Linked DNA regions of Homo sapiens: region 1 is linked to region 2. The links are chromatin loops, found by intact Hi-C in ENCODE. Cell type or tissue: ascending aorta. All regions are shown on one strand. Links, peaks and the distances in the headings refer to the core of each region. The heading gives the core; the rest is flanking DNA.

What was found. Peaks named below come from ENCODE experiments on the same cell type or tissue, not always from the same donor. Only the 100,000 strongest peaks of a DNase experiment are listed, where the experiment ranks them.
Region 1: it touches region 2 in a loop (3-fold over the local background); 5 of 110 quality-filtered maps call a loop at or near these places.

Annotation. Positions count from the first base shown.
Region 1 is chr1:202,533,797-202,543,791 of GRCh38, forward strand. The region is part of intron 18 of PPP1R12B (protein phosphatase 1 regulatory subunit 12B); the gene reads left to right. Among named protein-coding and RNA genes, the nearest start is that of SYT2, 170 kb to the right of the region's middle. In ascending aorta, for the core only: no CTCF peak of the experiment used is centred there; a DNase peak (open chromatin) is centred at 5,565; H3K4me3 peaks cover 3,861 bases; H3K27ac peaks cover 3,775 bases.
Region 2 is chr1:202,584,442-202,594,317 of GRCh38, forward strand. PPP1R12B (protein phosphatase 1 regulatory subunit 12B) reads left to right here. Exons shown (of 24, transcript NM_002481.4): 24 at 1-8,261. SYT2 (synaptotagmin 2) reads right to left here. Exons shown (of 9, transcript NM_177402.5): 9 at 6,155-9,876. Among named protein-coding and RNA genes, the nearest start is that of SYT2, 120 kb to the right of the region's middle. RefSeq lists enhancers at 4,348-5,547, 4,953-5,002, 6,673-7,499. In ascending aorta, for the core only: no CTCF peak of the experiment used is centred there; DNase peaks (open chromatin) are centred at 2,228, 4,254, 4,900 and 9,610; H3K27ac peaks cover 8,000 bases.

The DNA of each region.
Region 1 (9,995 bases), core at 738-8,737, 52 kb before region 2:
TTGAGGACTGGATTGAGATGACGTCTGCCAGGTTTCTCCATGGTAAAGTTAGTTTTTCCTCTTTTGTGATTAATAAATGTTGTCTGATGTGGTACTTTGAGATTGTGTAAACTCCAGTTTCTCCTCTACTTTTACCCACTACTTTGAACATCCATTAATACTTCTTTCTTGGATTGATTTTACAGTCATGGTTGCCAAATGGTAATTTTTCTAACTTTATTACCCCTTCTACATTTATTAGTAGGCATTCTATTGTAAGCAAGAAGCTTTTCTCCTCCTATTTATTTTTTTCATTCATTTATTTATATCAATGTCTACTCATGGGTTCCTAGTCAGTGGGTTATAATTCATTGCTATCATTATTTATTATGATGCTCTTATTATCCCAGGTTTGGCTTTTTAAGCAGGCTTCTGTGTCCTTGTGTCATATCATTTAAGTGTTGTTTGAGGACTTTCTCACCTTCTAGCACAAGAGATCAGGCTCATTTTCTTTCCTTACCCCAGCTCTGGAATTAGCCATTTCTCCAGGGAGCCCTGTTCCTCTTAGTACAAAGTGGCATTTAGAAACAATGATCTGGGCACTAGGTACGCTAAATGCTGCTGGAGTGTTGCTCTTCCCAGGCCCCTTTCAGTGGACAGAGCTAGGAAAGACATACATATGGATGCATTTGCTTACATATACATGTACATTTACATCTTTATTTCTTTATCTATCTATATTGAAAATCATGAGTTCATACCAACATGGGGTTCTTTCTAGCTTTCCCTTTTTTTTTTTTTTTTTGTATTTATGTCTGCCTTCTCTAACAATGAGAAACCTAGTTGCCATTTTCAATATGTTTACTTATTTGCTCAATCCCTTGTGTAAAGCCAATCCCCTAACTAGACCGAAGTAGACCAGGCTACTACCTCACCACTGTACCCTCCTCTTATTGCCAGGGCTCTTTGCCTTCTAAGAAATAAGGAAAGCTGGGAAGAGGGAAGGAGGAAGATAGGTAGAGATAAGTTTTTTCTTAAAGCATTTGAAAAGGAGATTCTATCATCTTTTTCAGTAACCTTTTACATAATCACAAGGAAAATAAATGCATAGAATATAAAAACTGATATTTAAGCTCTTTTTTCAGATTTTCATTTGGATTCTTACATATATTTTATAAATGCACATGCATGTTAACCAAGTATTTTTTTGTGATAATGACCATGTATTGAGCATGACCGCATGCTAGGCACTGTGATGGATGATTATGTGTGTGTGTGTATGTGTGTGTGTGTGTGTGTGTGTGTGTATCCTAAACCATATAACAACTCTGTAAATAAGCATCCTTATCACTGTTTTGGGTGATGAACCAAGTAAGATTCAATGAGGCTGAAGAACTTGATCATATCAGTCAGTTAAGCAGGGGTTAGAATTTCAATCCAGGATATCTGACCTCAAATACACACCCTTCCCAAACCATGTGTACAGCACCATGGTATATTGCTAGCATTGGAAATCATCACTGGGGAGCATTTTATCAAACATCACCCTTAAACCATGCCATTTAGGTTTTTTTAATTTAAAAAAATAAAAAGAGGAAAAAGTAGAAATTACTCAACTGGTTCATTAATTTCTTCCTTTACTAACTTTTGGGAGAGTTGAGTCAATGAGAGTCGATGATTAGTATTCACATCATGAGACATTTTATTGACTTATTCACACATTAGATATGTCCCATCTAAAAAACTAACATATGCAGTTCCTCTATTTGATAGTTCTTATATTTGTTGGAAACTCTGTTGAGCCGACTACCTGGTGCTCTTAATTCCATTATAACAACGCCCTAAAGTTTATAGACTTTTTTCTTCCCTCTTTTTTACCTACAAGAAATAAAATAGATGAACTCAACATCCTATCCTGCTTATCTGGAATGAGTTATTTTCTAAACAAGTGGCTGTTTGCAAAGCTCATCCTGTAGAAGTCTGTGGTCAAGAATATTTCCATTCAGTTCTTATTTTTACAGGGGAATTAATATCTTTTCAGTCAGAAAGGAACAATAAATGCTTGTTGGCTGGGTTGAAAAAAATTAAATCTACAAAAAGACAAGTGAAGAAAGAAAGAGCTCACATTCAACTTTCTGGAGAATTTATCTCTGTTTCTCTGTATATCTGATGTGTTCCTGCAAGTGTCTCAAATACCCAGAATTTTACTGAAGGATTTGAATTGGTAGATCTTTTCAGATCTGTTTTTACTTTACTTTAATCAACCAAAGTTTATTCTTCAGGCAGTTGTGTTTTGCTCCCATTTTACTGGCTGTGTGTCTTTGGCCAAGACACTTAACCTTTCAGAACTTCACTTTCTTCATCTGTAAGATAGTAATATGGTCACGAGTCCCTTAACGACAGGGATACATTCTAAGAAATGAGTTTTTAGGCAATTTCGTCCCTGAGCAAACATCAAAGAGTGAATTTAACACAAACCTAGATGGTACAGCCTACTACACACCTAGGCTATATGGTATAGCCTATTGCTCCTAGGATACAAACCTGTACAGCATGTTACTATATTGAATATTGTAGAGCTGGAACATGATAAGTATTTGTGTGTCTAAACATAGAAAAGGTATTGTAAAAATACTGGGTAAAAGATTAGATTAAAAATGATATACCTGTATAGGGCATTTACCGTGAATGAATGCACCTTACAGGACTAGAAGTTGCTTTGGGTGAGTCAGTGAGCAAGTGGTGAGTGAAGGCCTAGGACATTACCGTACACTACTATAGACTATTAACACTGTGCACTTAGGCTACACTAAAGTTATAAAAATGTTTTTTCTTTCTTCAATAATAAATAACCTTAGCTTACTATAATTTTTTTACTTTATACGTTTTTAAAATTTAATGTTTTGACCCTTTTGCAGTAATACTTAGCTTAAAACAAACACATACAGCTGTACAAAAATATTTCTTTATATTCTTAATCTATAAGCTTTTATCTGTTTTTTTTTTTAACTTTAAAACTTTCTTGTTAAAAACTAAGACACACACACATTAGCTTAGGCCTACACAGGGTCAGAATCATCAGTATCACTGTCTTTCACTTCCACATCTTATCCCATTGGAAGGTCTTCCTGCATGGAGCTGTCACTTCCTATCATAACAATGCCTTCTTCGGAATATCTCCTGAAGAACCTGCCTGAGGCAATTTTACAGTTAACGTTTTTATATATAAGTAGAAGGAGAAGTACACTCTAAAATAATGATTTAAAATATAGTATGGTAAATACCAGGTTAGGCCGGGCATAGTGGCTCACGCCTGTAATCCCAGCACCTTGGGAGGCTGAGACGGGCCGATCACAAGGTCAGGAGATCGAGACCATCCTGGCTAACATGGTGAAACCCTGTCTCTACTAAAAATACAAAAAAAGAAAATTAGCCCGGCATGGTGGCAGGCGCTTGTTGTCCCAGCTACTTGGGAGGCTGAGGCAGGAGAATGGCGTGAACCCGGGAGGCGGAGCTTGCAGTGAGCAAAGATTGCGCCACTGCACTCCAGCCTGGGCGACAGACTGAGACTCCGTCTCAAAAAAAAAAAAAAGAAAAAGTAAATACCAGGTGATAAGAATTTTTCAGTTCCATTATAGTCTTATGCAACCACCATTGTATGTGTGGTTTGTTGACAGAAACATCGGTTATGCAGGGCATGACTGTACAGTGGTATACTTTTCAGTGTGGTTGAGAGGATCAGGTGAGATAATATATGTTAAAACACTTTATAAAATATAAAAGAGTTTGTCATTGTTACTACTTCCTAGAAGTGGACATAAGATAGAAGTAAAAAGAGACAAAGAGGCCAGTTTGTAGTAAAAGAGGTTTACATTCCCTCTCTAATTGCCAGTGAGTGTGAAATCACTGTATGAATCTTACAGAAACAGGTCAGGAAACTGTGTCTGATCAAGTTGTTCTTGCCATGCCTTTAAGGAATAATGTAAACCGGTGACTTTCATTCAACATATCAAAAAAGTGTCACTAACCTTTCCCTAGCCAGTCATGCTACCAAGCATGGGAATGTTAGTATTTAGGTTTACATCAGTATTTCTTTAAGTGAAAAGATCTAATGGAGACTCACCTTATCAGATGAGATTAGCTATATAAGCTATATCTATAATATACATCATATAAGATCTGAATTCCCAAGATAATTGGCAAGTTGTTTTTGTTTGTTTGTTTGTTTTTGAGACAGAGTTTTGTTCTTGTCGCCCAGGCTAGAGTGCAATGGCACGATCTCAAGGCTTACCGCAACCTCTGCCTCACTGTTTCAAGTGATTCTCCTGCCTCAGCCTCCTGTGTAGTAGCTGGGACTACAGGTGCCCCCCACAATGCCTGGCTAATTTTTTGTATTTTTAGTAGAGACAGGGTTTCACCATGTTGGTCAGGCTGGTCTCAAACTCTTGACCTCATGTGATCCACCCACCTTGGCCTCCCAAAGTGCTGGGATTACAGGCGTGAGCCATTGCACCTGGCAACAGTTGGCCTTTGAGACACACTGTATTCTGGTTTATGATAGAATTTATCAGTCTTCTTAAGGAAGATGGAATAATTTCCAGGACCCCTAATAAAGGGGTTCTGATTCATTCTCAATCTAAAAGAATGAGTTTGTAAAACTCTTTTCAACCTATATTCCTCAGACCAACTTCCAAGTAGTTGATCACTTCCCTTGATTTAATTTCACAAAGTTAATCATAGGAATAAAGAAGTTGTCAAGGCAGTTAGAAAAGAATAGCATATTGAGAAAGTTTGAAGTGAAAAGTATAAATTTCATGTGGAAAAAGGGAAAGCAGGATAGAGTTTCCAAGAGTCCAGAGAAAAGAGGGTTGTTACTTTGGGGATAAACCCGTTGGCTTAGAAAACATTTGGCCTAGAAATTTTGGTTAGTGTAGTGGTAACAACAAAGTGCAAAAGATTAAATTTTAGATGTTTCTTCCAGGTCAAATCCAAAATCCTTCAACACTATGCAAATAAATTCCTCTCTTTTTAATTTCGTTTTCCCTGTACTACTGAGTCCTGTAGCCTTGCAATTGCACTACTGTCTGTTTTCTCTCTTCATTTCTGACCCTTCTTTCTTTTCCCTCACCTTTATACCACTTTCCATTGTCATTTTCCCGATTGTGGCATCTTAGGAAACTCTGGTAAGCTTTATACTTACAGATCCAGCCAGTAAGGTCTGTAATGGACAGATAACTTTCTTTGCAGTGAGCCAGAGCTTCAGTTTGCTTCCTCACGGTGCAACAGGAATGGCATCTCATTAAAATTGAACATTAAGGGCCTGAAGGTGCTTTGACTAATTTTTCTGTCTGGGCGTTGTTACTTAAGAGATCTAGAAGTTGAAAAATCCCCCTTCTCATAGTATTCGGAGCAATCAGCCTTAGAGACTGCTGCCTACTCTGAGGCAGGGGACACTGGAAGGTTGGTGAGGTTTGCCTCTGAGCATGCCCCCAAAGAGCCTCCCTTTATTCCTAGAAGCTGGCAGGCTTTCTTTTCCTCCTACAAGTGGTAACCCGAATTCTGAGTTGAAAGTGAATCTTTGCCCTTGGCTCCTCTCCAGCATTCCTCACTGAGCGAATAGGGATTTGGAATGTCAGAAAATAGAAGAGGGGAGGGGAAAAGATGTGTGTATGACTGTGAGTGTTTATATGTAAAAGCAGCTTCGTCTGGGAGGACTTAGGGAAACTTGACTTCCTCAGACTGCTTCCTTCTTATAAACTCTTGGTTCCTTATTTATCATTTTTCGTTTTTGTTTTTTAAGTTGTTTGACCTGATTTTATCATAGTAGTTCCAAATGCCTTACAGCCCAGTGGAGTCAAGCTAAGGAAAGACAGCATGATTTCCACAGGATTTGTATTTCTTCCCTCTGGATAAAGTGATAGTAGTTCCCAGACTCGCTGCCGGCAGGATCCAAGGTCGTCTTTCCTCCGGGATTTAATCTGGTGTCATCAGGAACCTAGACTCAGGTTTTATTGGAGAGCAAGGCTCAATAAGAAGTGTCCTTTGAGGAGAATCAAGGACTCAATCTAGGCATAAAAGGTGTTGCTCAGCACAATACCCTCTACGGTAAGCTACCAGTCCTGAGAACCTGTGGTCAAAGCTGAATTGAAAATATTGATGGAACTCAGACTCTGTGTAACTGGGGACTGGTTCAGAGCTCAAGACTATAATTTACAGGGCTGCTTTTATCCTTTATTTAGTTCTATCCAAAGTCATCTTGCATCAACTCAAAAGGAGAGATTCTGTGAGGGTAACCTACAGGGAAATTTCCCAGCTTTGTGTGAAGAATCCAGTGGTTGAGTGTCTATCTGCATCCTGAGGAACCATGTCCTCTTTATATACCCGAAGTAAAGAATTCACTCGGAATAGGAAATCTCAGTCTGATTCTCCCCCAGCATCTCCCTCCCCGACTGCCAAGACGCTCCGAGTAAGCAGCATTTTTTATTTACGTATGTTCATAGCTGTGTCAAAGGTAGAGAATGTGTATATATATAACTTGGGGCATTAGGTTTAGAGCAAAGGGATTTCAGAGCATATGGGAATCAGTACAGGGAAAAAAAATTGCAAGTAAAGACCCTGTAAGTTTCTCTGCAAGAGGTTATGGTTCATAATACTTAATGTAGTCTTAAGTAAAAGCAGACTTAAATATGTCGGGCTACAGTTTCTGCCTTTTAGCTTTTAACTATCGGTTGTAAACTGCTTAACAGTAAGATTTTACAGTCCTTATCACTTTATCTTACAAGGCTTTTCTCAATTTCTACAGCTATTTTAGTCACTGCCTTTCTTGTGTTTTATGAGTCAATACTATGTTTCAAGAGAAAAACCTCTGAAATGGCCACACAACTATATACATTAAACTTCAGTTTTGCAAGTTCTGTGTGTGTATTCATGTATGTATGTATATGAGGTAGAGTATGCTTTTGCCTATTTTGTATGTCTGTCTGTGAGAAAGACCAAAATGAGCAATGAGCAAGGAGTTATGGCCACTTGGAACCTTACTCCTTAATCACCAAGTACCTTCAGGAAATGTCTTGCTTAAAAGCCAAAGAACTAACTCTTGGCCATTGACAACCAGCTGTATGGAGGTGTTTGTGATGTCCTAGGTAGAGCCATTTGAGACTTTTCTCCATTTTCTCTAATGAATGTCTCAGTGAAGAGATTTACATATGGGCATTTGCATCTGATTTAGTGTCTTCCTCTGTGGGAAGCTGATAAAAGCAAGAACTGCTACCAATAGCAAGGGATGAGAAGCTCTGATGGGCATATTAGGTAGCAGGCAATATAACAGTTACTTTTTCAGGAACTAGATTGCGCTTTGCTGTATATACAGAGTAAGAAGAAGGACGGCCATAGCTTCCTTATTTAGGGAGCTATGGGGAGAAAATTTGCAAGAAGCCTGGATAGACTAGTGTGGGTTTTTTTTTCCCCCAATTATTTTGTATGCATTTTCAATGTCTTTCTTACCAGTATAAATTACCATGTAGTGGAATTTGGTATATGGCATGTTGGTCTAAGACCTCAGCTAGGGATGAGAATACCAAAAGAATATTGTTACGAAGTTATTTTATTCACAAGTTTTTGTGAGAGCACCAAGAGGGGCTCCGATATATATGTTACTGTCATCGAGTTCCAGGAGTGTCTCTTCAACACATAGACTGGTACCTTTTTTTCCCAAGGAGCCACAGAATGCTTTCACCCCACTAGCTGTTGGGTATTTTTTGCTGGCTACCAATTGAGGTCCACAAAACTGAACACCTTACTTCAGTTAGTGTTTATCTTTGCTCCCTTCCCTCTTATACTGAGTAGTACCTTTAGTTGTAAAGATCCCCTTATTAATGTCTCTTCACCACTATAACCATAGCTCCCAGAGCAATGTGGTGAGCAGTCAACAATAACCTGTTTGGTGACCTTCCCCCATTTTCCCTTTCTGTTTTTCCTCTGCTTTCTTAGAGTTAGGTACTGCTTTCGTCTTGTCTCACTTCTAACAGCTGCCATCCAACCTCCCTACCCTCGTTTCACCACCCCTCATCCCTGCCTTTTAGACAGAGGTCACAGTGGGAGAAAATCTGAGTTACAGGAAACTAAAACACAGATGGCTTAATAAGAGACTGCTTCCCAATTTTAGTGGTCACTGGCCGTGGATTCCTACAATACCATCAACTTACTCTAACCAACTTCCAGTGTCCAAATGGCTTGAGACTATAATAAAGAGAATGTTGATTTTCATATACCACTCATGTTCCATTATGTTGCTTATGTCTTTAATGTCAGAGAAAGATATGCAAGACTCATTTGGTGGCTGCTGACACTAAGGACTGGTTATAAAATGAAGATTTCATCTCTTAAGATCTCCCTAGCCTAGTTCATTTCCTCTCATGTCCAACTAATTAGGGTACTCTTTAAAAACTGGTTTTGAGTGTATTTTAACAACTGGTTTTGTGATGGTGTTGTGCTCATATGTCTTTTGATGCCTGGTTGTAACTGGCTGGTCCTCAGCCACCCTGAAAGGTGGGTATTGCTATCCCTATTTTACATATGAGGAAACTGAGATACATAGAAGAGAAATGGCTTGCCTAGCATTGCTCAACTAGTAAGCAGCAGAGCCTTGATTAAAGCACCAAGCTCTCTGACTCTAAAACCCCATATTCCCAGCAACATTGGAGTACATCTCAAATATATTTGAAGGTCAAGTTTAAGAACATGCTAAAGGGCAAAGATGACAGTTAAAAGCTTAAGTAGCTGTGGGAGTCCAAAATTTATCCTTGATGGAGACACAGGAAACTGAAATTGCAGAAAGGAGGAAAGCTGTATTTATAGGCCAAGGGAGGGAATTGGCAGGCCATAACTGAATCTCCTGTGCCTGGTTCTCAAATCCCAGTCATACTCTCTGGGACCATGGAGCCCACAGAACCTGAGACCTTATGGGCTTCAGGGTCTTTGTATTTCTCTAGAAAAGTGGAAATGCTTGAGTCTTTACAGTAAAGATACTGGGAAGTTTCTGTGTGCATTTCAGAGTTAAAGTCAGGACAGCTCTCTTACTGTCCTCTTCCAAACTTCTTTAACTTGTTTGTATACATACATACAGTTTCTTCTAGAGATGGCACAGAGTTACAGAGGGACAGCACCTGATCCAACATTCTTCAAAACGGAGGATTGAAATTTCAGCCAGCATTTAGAAGTTTGATTCTTTTTTTTGAGTGTTGTTAACAGGGCTAAATAGTAAATGCCCCCATATAAGGAAAATATCCTCAGAGAGTATTTTTAAAATAATAGCTATTCACATGGAGAGAATATTTTGGACACTGTACCCTTTGTCAAATGTTCAAGCAGTAGTAAAGGCAAACTATAAACTGTAAGTCAAACAAGTTATTATTTTTAACTTGAGAAAACAAAAGGCAGGATGATTTTTCAGTGACTAGAAAACAAACTTTTATTATATATGTTTACTTTTAAACTCGTAACAGCAGCTGATGATATACTCCCTAATGAAAAATCACTCATATATAGAAGATAGTGCATGTCCTCACCAGCCAAGAAGATTTTTGTTTACCTTCTCTAGTTTGTATTTTGAAAATAATAAATATTTTTAATTCTCTGAACACAAAATTATGCTATTAAACATGGTTTTTAAAAATATACATCCCAGCTGGGCGCAGTGGCTCACACCTGTAATCCCAGCACTTTGGGAGGCTGAAGCCTCGTGGACCACGAGGTCAGGAGTTCGAGACCAGCCTGGCCAACATTGTGAAACCCCATCTCTACTAAAATTACAAAAACTTAGCTCGGCATGGTGGCGGGCACCTGTTAAGCTTTTCGGGAGGCTGAAGCAGGAGAATCGATTGAACCCGGAAGGCGGGGGTTGCAGTGAGCCAAGATTGCACCATTGCACTCCAGCCTGGGCAACAAGAGCGAAACTCCGTCTATAAATAAACAAAGAAACAAACACATCCCTCTTCCTCACTAGAGAAAATTTCATC
Region 2 (9,876 bases), core at 1,877-9,876:
GTGTGTGTAAACTACTGACTGTTTCTCCACTAGAGGCATTTAATTGAGCCAAAGATGATGGAAGAAGAAACTCTCAAAGCCATGTACTTTGTTAGGTGTCTGGATTTTTGGCCTGTTTGCAGCCTCTCCTAGCCACAGACAGACACTGTCTCCTCTCAGAGAAAGGCCAGTGTTTCGGTCCAGGCCACTGGTGAGTGTCGGCACCCTTGAGGTGGGCATGGAGTGAGCAGAAGAAGCCTGGAGAAGAGAGAACTATTTAAAAGTGTTGCCAGTTATTCAGCTTCCAGGCGGCTTTGCACCTCCAAAGGTGCAAAAAGGAAAAAGAAAGCAGAAAGGATTCAGCATTTAAGCAGAAAGAAAAGGGAAATTCTACTCTACCAGATGAGCCACTGGTTCCACTGGAGCTTATCAGTGAAGTAACACTGCAGGAGCCCTGGTATCCTTCCCTCAGAGATATCATCAGGGGCCCTCAAACCCCATTGTTTATGCCAGCACTGACCGCACTTTAAGCACACACTTACCAATCAGAGGTCGTGTAATTGGCCTAAATCTAGGCCCAGTTATTACTACAAATCTTAGTCACCATACTCTCTCGCCCAGGCTGGAGTGCAGTGGTGTGATCTCAGCTCACTGCAACCTCCACCTCCCAGGCTCAAGGGATCCTCTCACCTCAGCTCCCGAGCAGCTAGGACTGCAGGTGTGCACCACCATGCCCAGCTAATTTTTGAATTTTTTTGTAGAGATGGGGTTTTGCCATGTTGCCCAGGCTGGTCTGAAGCTGCTGGGCTCAAGCAATCCACCTGGCTGGGCCTCCCAAAGCGATAGGATTACAGGCGTAAGGGCCCACGCCCAGCCTACCATACTGATTTTCAAGGCAGGGTCTAACCCTTCATAAGATGTGAGTTCTTCCAACCCAATAAGCAGGCAGCTTTGAGGACAAAAAGGCAACATTAAAAGATAAGACCCTAGAAGTCAGAACATCTGTATTCCAAGGCCACCCCTTCTCCTTTTAGTCATGTGACTTTGGGCAGGTCACCCTCCCTGTCTGTAAAATGAGGTTGGACTGGATAATCTTTATGTGCCCTTTCCTTTTGGCTTAAAATTCTGTGATTTATTCATTCTTAGGAAGATCAGCATATTTATTGGGATTTCTGCTTCAAAAATTCTTTCTAACCTCAAAAATCCAAGTCCAGAATTTTTTGTTTTCTTCTGGATTTAAACTGTTTAATATGAGCACATCAAGGTTGACTTCTCATCCTTTTTGGGAAGTGAATTTAATATTGAGGGTAATTGAATGATGTTGCAATGGCTTTCCCTCCTGCTGGCTTGGTAAGAATATTAAAGCCTGCAGAGGTGGAAATTGGAGCTCATGGAGAAATGGATAGAAAGCAATTTGTTGCAGGCAGCCTTTGGACAAGTTGTTTTAATAGGAAATAGACCTGCTGCTTCATAGGTTTCCTCAACCACCTTTCCTCAGCTTTCTTAAAATGGGATCTACATTGGCTCTTCACACCCAAATAGCAGACTAATCGTTTTTCTGCTTAGCACCGTCTGGTTCATTGTCTTGAACTCTGCCTTACAGCAGCAAGAAAATTTTCCTCGACAAGAACCTCAATCTTTAGTTCCATTGAGCTCCCCCTCTGGATTTTGGACTTACCAGAAGTAGGAGGTTCTGATACCATTCAAGATGGTCTTTCCTTCAAAGCAGGTCTGAAGAGGAGACTACCAAAGCAGTGTTTACAAACCCAGAGTCCACACAACCATATTGCATAGAACAGCACTTGGCTTTCACAAGCCTCCTACAGGACCTGGTGTAATTGGAGTGAAAGGGCAGAGACCCTGGAAGTGGAGGTGGCTGTGTGCTGCGATGGGAAGAAGGCAGAAGGCCCAGGGGCTTTGGACATAGAGCAGGGTGGAAGCTGCAAGTACTGGGAAGGAAGAGAGTTTCACAGAAACAAAGCTTTGTCACACAGAAATGAGTTCTGTCTCACTGGTGACTTCATCCCTCAGGCTCCAGCTGAGCAGAGATTTTAATCAGCTTCCTTAATGGGTATTGACACTGCTCAGGAAGCAGTAGACCCTGTCAGGGACAGCTATTGATCTTTTGTGTTCTGATTAGATTGGAAAATAGATCAACTTCATTGTAGTCCAGGAACTGTTGGTCACAGCTACTAGGAATGAGGTGATTTCTGAGGGCTGAGAAAAAACACAGAATCTTGGCCAGCAGCCAGCAGCTGCATGGTGAAAGATGCATTCACTTCTCCTTTGAGAGTTGGGGTTGAGGGCAAACATAGAACCCAGGTTTGGCTTACAACCCAGTGTCCCGGAAGCCCTCCTTCGGGAGAACTGTAAGTAAGAGGTGGGTGTGTCTAAAGACAATACCATTAATGAATGTTCTGGCCTTACCTAAAAAGGTTTAGCAATTTGGGGATAACTCTTGGATCTAGCTTATGTGCGTTCACATGCACATTTGCTAGCCCAGAGCTTTTAAAATGAGGTCTGGCATATACTTGATTACAAATGAAAACTCAGAAACCAATTTTATTTATTAAATCATATCTTTTGTTTTTCCCCCTCCCTTCTAATCCCCCAAAGGACCTATTTGAGCTGTTCCCCAATTCATCTGCTTATTTTGGACCATGAATCTGCCAGAGTGATATTTTCTGTTATTTCTCCTCCAAATTTTTCCCTGATGTTTCCAATAAAGATTTACTTGGGTGGCCCCTTAAGGTGACATCAGGATGCTCTTATGTCCTTCCAGAATAAGCATACACTTCACTCCTCTCCCTTTCATCTCCCTCTGCATTCTTAATTCCTTGCTTTTCTCACTTGGAGCCGAGGGTGCTTTAGAGAGGTGGTTTTCCATGAATCAGCCAAGATTCCTGTAGAAGTTGGGTATACCAACCACCACCACCACCGCCCCCTATTCCAGTTTCAAAGCTCCTCGGCTATGCTAATGTCCCCTCAGAGATGAGGTTTGACTTTTAGGCCCGTATGACTCCTCCATAGCCTGGCCAAGGAGACCATGAGTAGCCATGTCTGGTTTACTCTTTATCCTGAGACTGTTTATAGCTTAAAACAGAAGTGTGTCTTCCCAGCACAAACCTAATCAATCAGTGTATCAGTGCATCTGGTGGCAACAGCTCAGCCCATTCAAAGAGCAAGGATTCAGGAAAGGCACACTGATGGTGGGGAGCCTCTTAAGAGCCTCTAATGTTCTCCCAAAACCAGAGTTGAGAGTCGGAGTGCCAGTCGTCGGGGCCCACTATTCCTGAATAAGGGACATGCAAGGGCCAGAAGTAGCTTGACTCTCGCCTAAATATCTGTGCCTTTGCCTGTCCTTTCTCCCACTCTACTGAAACCCGGAACAGATTCCCGCTTGCCTTCTGATGAAGAGAGGTTAGGTAAAGAGAGTTTGGAGGAAAAAAGACACCAGGAGGCAGGCTGCGGGGTAGGAGAGGGTTCTGAGAGGAGGCAGCAATCCAGAATACCTCCTTTTCTAGCCAGCATCCCTTGAACTTTTGAAAGGTTGTGCCTACCACTGGCTGGCACACCAGGGCAATGATTTCCCTGCAGAAGGAAGGAAAGAATGTTTCACCCTTGCATCCTTCTTGGAGAAGCTACAGCCTGTGCTCAGTTGAGTGGTTCACACTCAGACTTTGGCTTTATGGTTTTCCTTCCTCCTTGTCTTTGCCCTGACCTTGATCAACAGGGGTGAAAAGAACCACCCTGAGGTTTCCATGCCTCTCCCATTTTAGTGGTAGCATTTTGTGTCTTTACTCCACCCTTCACCCTAGTTCCACCAAGGTTCACACACCAGATGTAACTGTTTTTCAGCTGAGTTGTATGGATTAACTTCAGTCCACTGTAAATACACCTGGGATGGGGTGGGGTTGGGGTTGTTTAGGGAGAAGCAGCCAGACTTGCTTTGTGAACTGAATGTATTTTTATGCAATTTTGAGTGGCCTTTCAACCCTAAGATGAATGGTTTTGTTTTACTGGTTGTTGTTATATAGTTTTGAGTATTCTGTGTTTGAAAGTTTGGGAATAATAATATTCACTTCTATATGATGCCTGTAAACACAACAGTATTTATAAATGAGTAAATAAAACTGTGTTTTAACTTTGTGACTGTCTCCACAGTTCAGAGCATGGGATTTCTAGAATCTCACATCTGGGGCAGCCTCTTCTGATTTTACATCTTATCATTGGTGGGGGCCTCGCCCACCAGCCTCCTACAACTCCTGTCCACATAGAGGCCCCTTCCCCAGGGACAGCCACAGTGAGTCATGGCCACTGAGAAGGGTCTCTGGTAGTATCAAGGAATTTCCTAAATGGAGTCAGGCCAAGGAGAAGCCTAGATTGGCGTTCAAAAGAACCGTAAGATAGATAGATAGATAGATAGATAGATAGATAGATAGATAGATAGATATCAAGGTTCCAAGCTTCAAGTAACCAAGAGTATATACGGTTATTTCTTGGAAGACACCAGGTTTAAGTGACAAAGGTGTTGAGGCCATCCAGGTGAACACTAGCACACTCTAGTACATGGGAAAGTTGAGGTCTAGGGAGGTGGTGATTTCCTTGGGCTCATGGAAGTCTCCTGCCATCACCCTTAGTCATCTGCTATATCCATAAGTCTTCATGAGGTCATTGTTTAATTCAGGAGATCCAAAACTATCCTGTAGTTCCAAACTACAAATGTAGTTAACTTGGGGGCTATTGAAGGTTAAATCTAAACTCAAAATGAAGGAGCCATGCCCAGAGAAGAGCTGTTCAGGCCCGCTGGCAGGGTTTGTACGTGGGTGGCCAGGTCTGACCCCAGGCAGCCAGGATCTGGGTCTGGTTTCTCCATCCAGCAAGCCCTGCCTCTGGCTTTGCTCAGCCCTGTGTTTCCTGCCAAGCGGAAATCCCTGGTCACTGACTTGGGGAGAGGTCAGGGAGGGAAGATTCTTCTCCCCTGATGTCACCCAGCTGTTTGTAACCCAAGCAGCAGCAGAACAAGCACACTTGATGTCATGGTTGAAGAATTCAGTCCTGTCCTGGGGCACAAAACAGAGGCAAAGAAGCATGACCGATGCAAAGGGTTCCTAGACTGCAAATGTCATTTCTCTTTCTGACCCCCACTGGTTGTAGTAAGGTCTGCAGATACAGTATCACCTAGCCGTCACGTGGTCCAGCCCTCTTGGGGGGAAAGGAGAAGGCCACAACCTATTGGCAGAGTAAAAAGCTCATATTCTTAGCCAGGAGACCCTCAGGTGATAAATCCCAGTCCGTCTGCTGAAAGGCTCATGCCCCTCACCCTACCCAGCCTTAGGGACTGAAGCAGCAAGACAGGATAGATGTTAAAGGATCTGGGCTCATGCTCCCTCAGGTGGGCAGCTCCCATCCCTGCTTGCATTCACTGCCCCCATGCCTTTGGACCTGATGGACAAGCACACATCTAGCCAACGGTGTTCCTGGAGGACAGGTGCTGGTGTAAACTGACAAAAATGGTAGCTGCTGGTCTATCCTCAAGGAGAGGAGACAGGTGGAAGTGGGAACCGAAGAAGGAGTTTTACTCTTCCCTGGTCTTTGGGGGCAATGCTGTCCCACTCTCCCTTTCCCTAAAAATTCTGACGCCCTATCCCTGGTCCCTAACATCTTTGCTTCAGAAGTTAAAGACATTTCAAGTTATTTGCAAAGAGTCAACTGAGGACTTTGTAGAAATTGTTACTTTTCAAATTCCCACTTCCCAGGGCCAGCCTCCCTCTCGTCATTGGGCTCAGACTGTGGCTGTTCCCTAAGCCCAGCTCTACTGGAAGGGAATTCAAGAATATAGTCCCCACCACCACCCCGCCCCGCCCAGCCTCCCAGACAATGTTCCCCGGCACCACCACACTCCCCACAGTTCCACAGCCTGGCATGTGTTCTCAGGAGATGTGTGGGCCCCAGCACCCACCAGAGTGCCAATCTGGTCTTCCCCCAACCCCAGGAGAGAGGGGACCTCAGCCCCTTTTGGTGCTTCCCTGAAGGGAGATTCTGGGTTAGAAGCCAGAGCCTCAGGACCATCTCACCACCCTCACCCACCATACTGACCCTCACAGGCAGCTCCCACTCCCTCACCCCCACCTCAGCGCAGCAAAAACAACCAGAGACACCCCCCACCCCCAGGTTTCTTTCAGCTCATTTCTTTAATAAGGAGACGCAGTTCATTACAAAATAACAATTTGACAAGAGATCAGACAAGAACAAGAGTCCACATAAGGGAGATGGAGAGCATTGCCAAGCAGAAGTGGGAATGAGAGGGCCGGGGGCAAGGGCTGTACATGTGTCCTTCCTATGGAGACGAAGGCAGGGCTCCTGGTGGGCTGACCTTGGCGAAGCTAGGCTCTGCCAGGCCCTGATTTTGAAGTTTTCAGCCCCAGGGTTTTCAGAAAGCAGCAAATCAAGTCCTTAGATGGGCAGGAGTCAGGGCAGAAGGGTCACTATCTTTGAAGAGGCCCCCCTAAAGTCCTGATCGCTAAGGCAGGTGGGATGGAGGAACTCCTGGTGCCCCATGCACACTGCTCCCATCACCTCACCAGACAGATGCTCTCTCAACTCTTGCCTCAATTTGTCTCTGCTGTGGGTGTGGAGAGTGGGAGGGCCCCAGAGAGAGCTGGAGGAAGCAAGACATGTCTTCACTGGTCCAAGCACCTGATTCCAGCCTGCTCTGAAATGGTCCCCTCCACCTTCCCCACTCTTTCAGTTCCCAGCACAAAGGTCCCTGGGACTTCTGTGTGCAACTTCTGTTGTGGTTTGTGCAGGGCAAGCCTGCCTCGCCACCTCTGGCCTCCTCGAATGCGCCCTGCCTGATTCCCTTCCCGTTCTCTCTCCTTCCTCATACTTGTCACAGTTGCCAGGCCTGAGGCATCCTGGGCTCTTCCCATGCAGTACTGCCCTCAGGTGCCCATGGGGCCAGGGGCCGCAGGCAGGGGGGCTACCTGTCCCTCTCAGTTCAACAGGATGACCTGGGGCCTTGGAAGCCCCCAGGCCCCTCTACTCACCTCTGCTACTTGGTGCAACTGGCTGGGGCTTCTCTGGGGAGCAGGTGTGAAGGTCAGGGGACTTAGTCCACACCTGCTCTGCCTGAGCCTCTCTCACAGCTGAACCTGCCCACCCCACTCTCAGGGGATCGCTGGTAGCCCTGAGGTTGCCCCGCTATTGGGCTGCTTTCTGTCAGACTGCAGGAGGATGCACGAGGGAAGAGCGTCAGCCCCTGTATTCACCGGCCTCTCCCTGAGTCCCTCCTCCATCACCACCCACAGACCCTCACACTACAGAGGTGAGTAAGCAGGGATGGTTCTGTCATCCCTGGCTGAGCTGCTGACTGGCTGCTCCTGAAAATCCTGGTTGCCTCCACAGGGACCCCAGGAAAGGTATCCAGAACCATGGAGTCCCACTGCTGTCTGCTCCTCGCCCAGCGTAGAGATGGAGCTGAACTGTGAACCCAGGCCGAGAAAGCCAGCTCGGGCAGGGCCAGCATGGGCATCTCCTGAGACCCCACCGGAAGCCCTGGACACCGTCCATTCTCATGACACGGGACTGAGGGAGCAGGAGGGAGTGACAACAGGTGAGCCCTTCAGAAGTGGTCTGTGGGGAGCCAGTTGGAGAGACATGGGGGCTCCTGGGAGGAGCCAAGGGAGGCCAAATCTCCAGCAGGAGGCCCCCTTTATGGCTTTTCAGTGAATTCAAACAGTGGGAGGAAGGGGCACACCACACACATACACAGAACATGGAAGCTACTGGGATGCCAGATACCAGGCTGGACACTGCACCGGGCCCTGAGGTTTGGCTCTGCAGGCAGATGTGCAGCAAACAGGCCTTCAGGGCGACAGGGTCCTCCAGCATCTCCCAAGGCAGGGCTGGACTGGAGCAGGCACCGACTCCCGCCCACTGATGACTCCCATGGGGGGTTTCCCGATGGGAGGAGGCAGGGGTGGGGCTGGGGAACAAAGACTTTACACGACATAAAATCAAAGGAGCAGCCTCAACCAGTTCTGTAAAATGGGTTTGAGGTTGGGGATCAAGGGGACTCTCAGCATTGCCATGCGGCTATTTACAGAAAGTTATAGACATGCATCTTGATTAAACAAGATTCTGTTCATATGTTTCTAGGTAATTATCTTCTTTTATATATAATTAAATATACACGGATGGGGGCAGATGAGGCTCAAATGGCTTCAGAAGGTTCTTATTTTGTTGTTGCTTAAAAAATAAAGTAATTCATGTGTCTTCAAGTCACAGTGTCCCCTTCTCAATATTGCAGTTCAAAAAACTGGTTAAGTCAAATCCTTGGGGTTCCTGGCCCCTTGGGACCAAAGGGAGAGGGGGAAAAGTCATAGGGTAGGGTTCCCAGACACAATGCAGGATGACCAGTTACATTTGAATTTCAGATAAACAACAAATTATTTTTTAGTATATGTCCCAACTATTTGCCTAGGACATATTTACACTTAATAATTGTTTGTTGTTGAACTGAAATTCAAATGTAACTGGACATCCTGTATTTTTATTTGCCAAATCTGGCAACCATAGCATGGGGCTCAGGGCCACCAGGATCTTGGGACTCCTCCCTGCCTGCCACCACCCAGGGCTCTGAGAAAGGGCCCCAAACAGCTTTAGGTGGGAGGGGCAGAGGAAAGGGAAGGGAAGGGGCAGAGCAGAGGATATGAGGGCAGTTCCTGGCTCAATCTCTTTCTACCTTTGAGTGGGAGGGGACACCCTCAGGGACAGTTTTTCTCTCTGTGAGGCTGGGTGAGACCCAGGACTCAGATGCCTTATGAATTAACCTAGGACATTAAGGGAACATGGAAGCTCTCACTCCCCAAACCCAGGGAGGTTCCTCAACCTCTTTGCTGTCACCCACCCTTACCCCCACCCCACTGCATGGAGGCAGGTTTATAAGAGAGCTGCTTTTACCCACAGGAGGGCTGTAGTGACCTCTCTTCTCCCTCTCGCTGAAGCCTTGGGCCAGCAAAATCATCCCACACTGATTCTGCAGACACAAGTTATGTATGCTTTCCTAGGAAGAAAAAAGATCAGGATCTGAGACTGTGGCCTAATCCCTGCTATCTCATCCTCTACTGAGGGACTCCAGGAAAGTCACTTCTCATTCATGCCAAGCACCTGCCTACTGTCTGAGATTGCCCCAGCATTCCTTACCCAGCCTTCCCCAGGCCTCAGCTTCCACTTCCAAAGCCCAAAAATCTGCCTGTAGCTCTGGCAGAGTTAGCATCCCTTCTGGAACAATTATTCAGGGAGGAAGAAGAAAACGAACTTTCAGACTTTACCCCAGTTTCTGGATGGGATTAGGCTTGTTTTCATGGTCTCAGCTTCTCTAAAAATCACCTCTATACTACTTTCCTTTCTCTGGAACAGACTTTGAGATGAAAACTCACAGCCCCAGAGGCGTCCAGAACCCCTTACTAGCCAGACACCCTAACTCTATCCTGCTTAGTGCCTACACCCCAGTACCCTGACATCCCCAGAAATAAACCTGCCCAGCAGTGAGTGTTTGGCATGATGCCCTGTGGTTTAAGCTACGTCAGCCCTCAGGTATGGAAAACACACAAGCAGAAGCATGTTCCCACCAAGCCCATGGACCAAGACAGATGCCATCCACTACGTGGCATATCAGGACCAGCTGGGACCTGAGGAAGGCACTGCTCCCCACACCCACACTGGCTCCACACTGGTGTCAACGTTCAAAATCACTCAGCAACCTGTCCCCACCCCTCAAGGCTCCTCACTAGCAGTGGGCTCAGAGTAATAAAAATCCAGCCCTGGTCACCAGGCACATAGACACCCAGACCACCAGAGGTTCCTACCATTGCCTTTCCTCCCTGTCAAGGG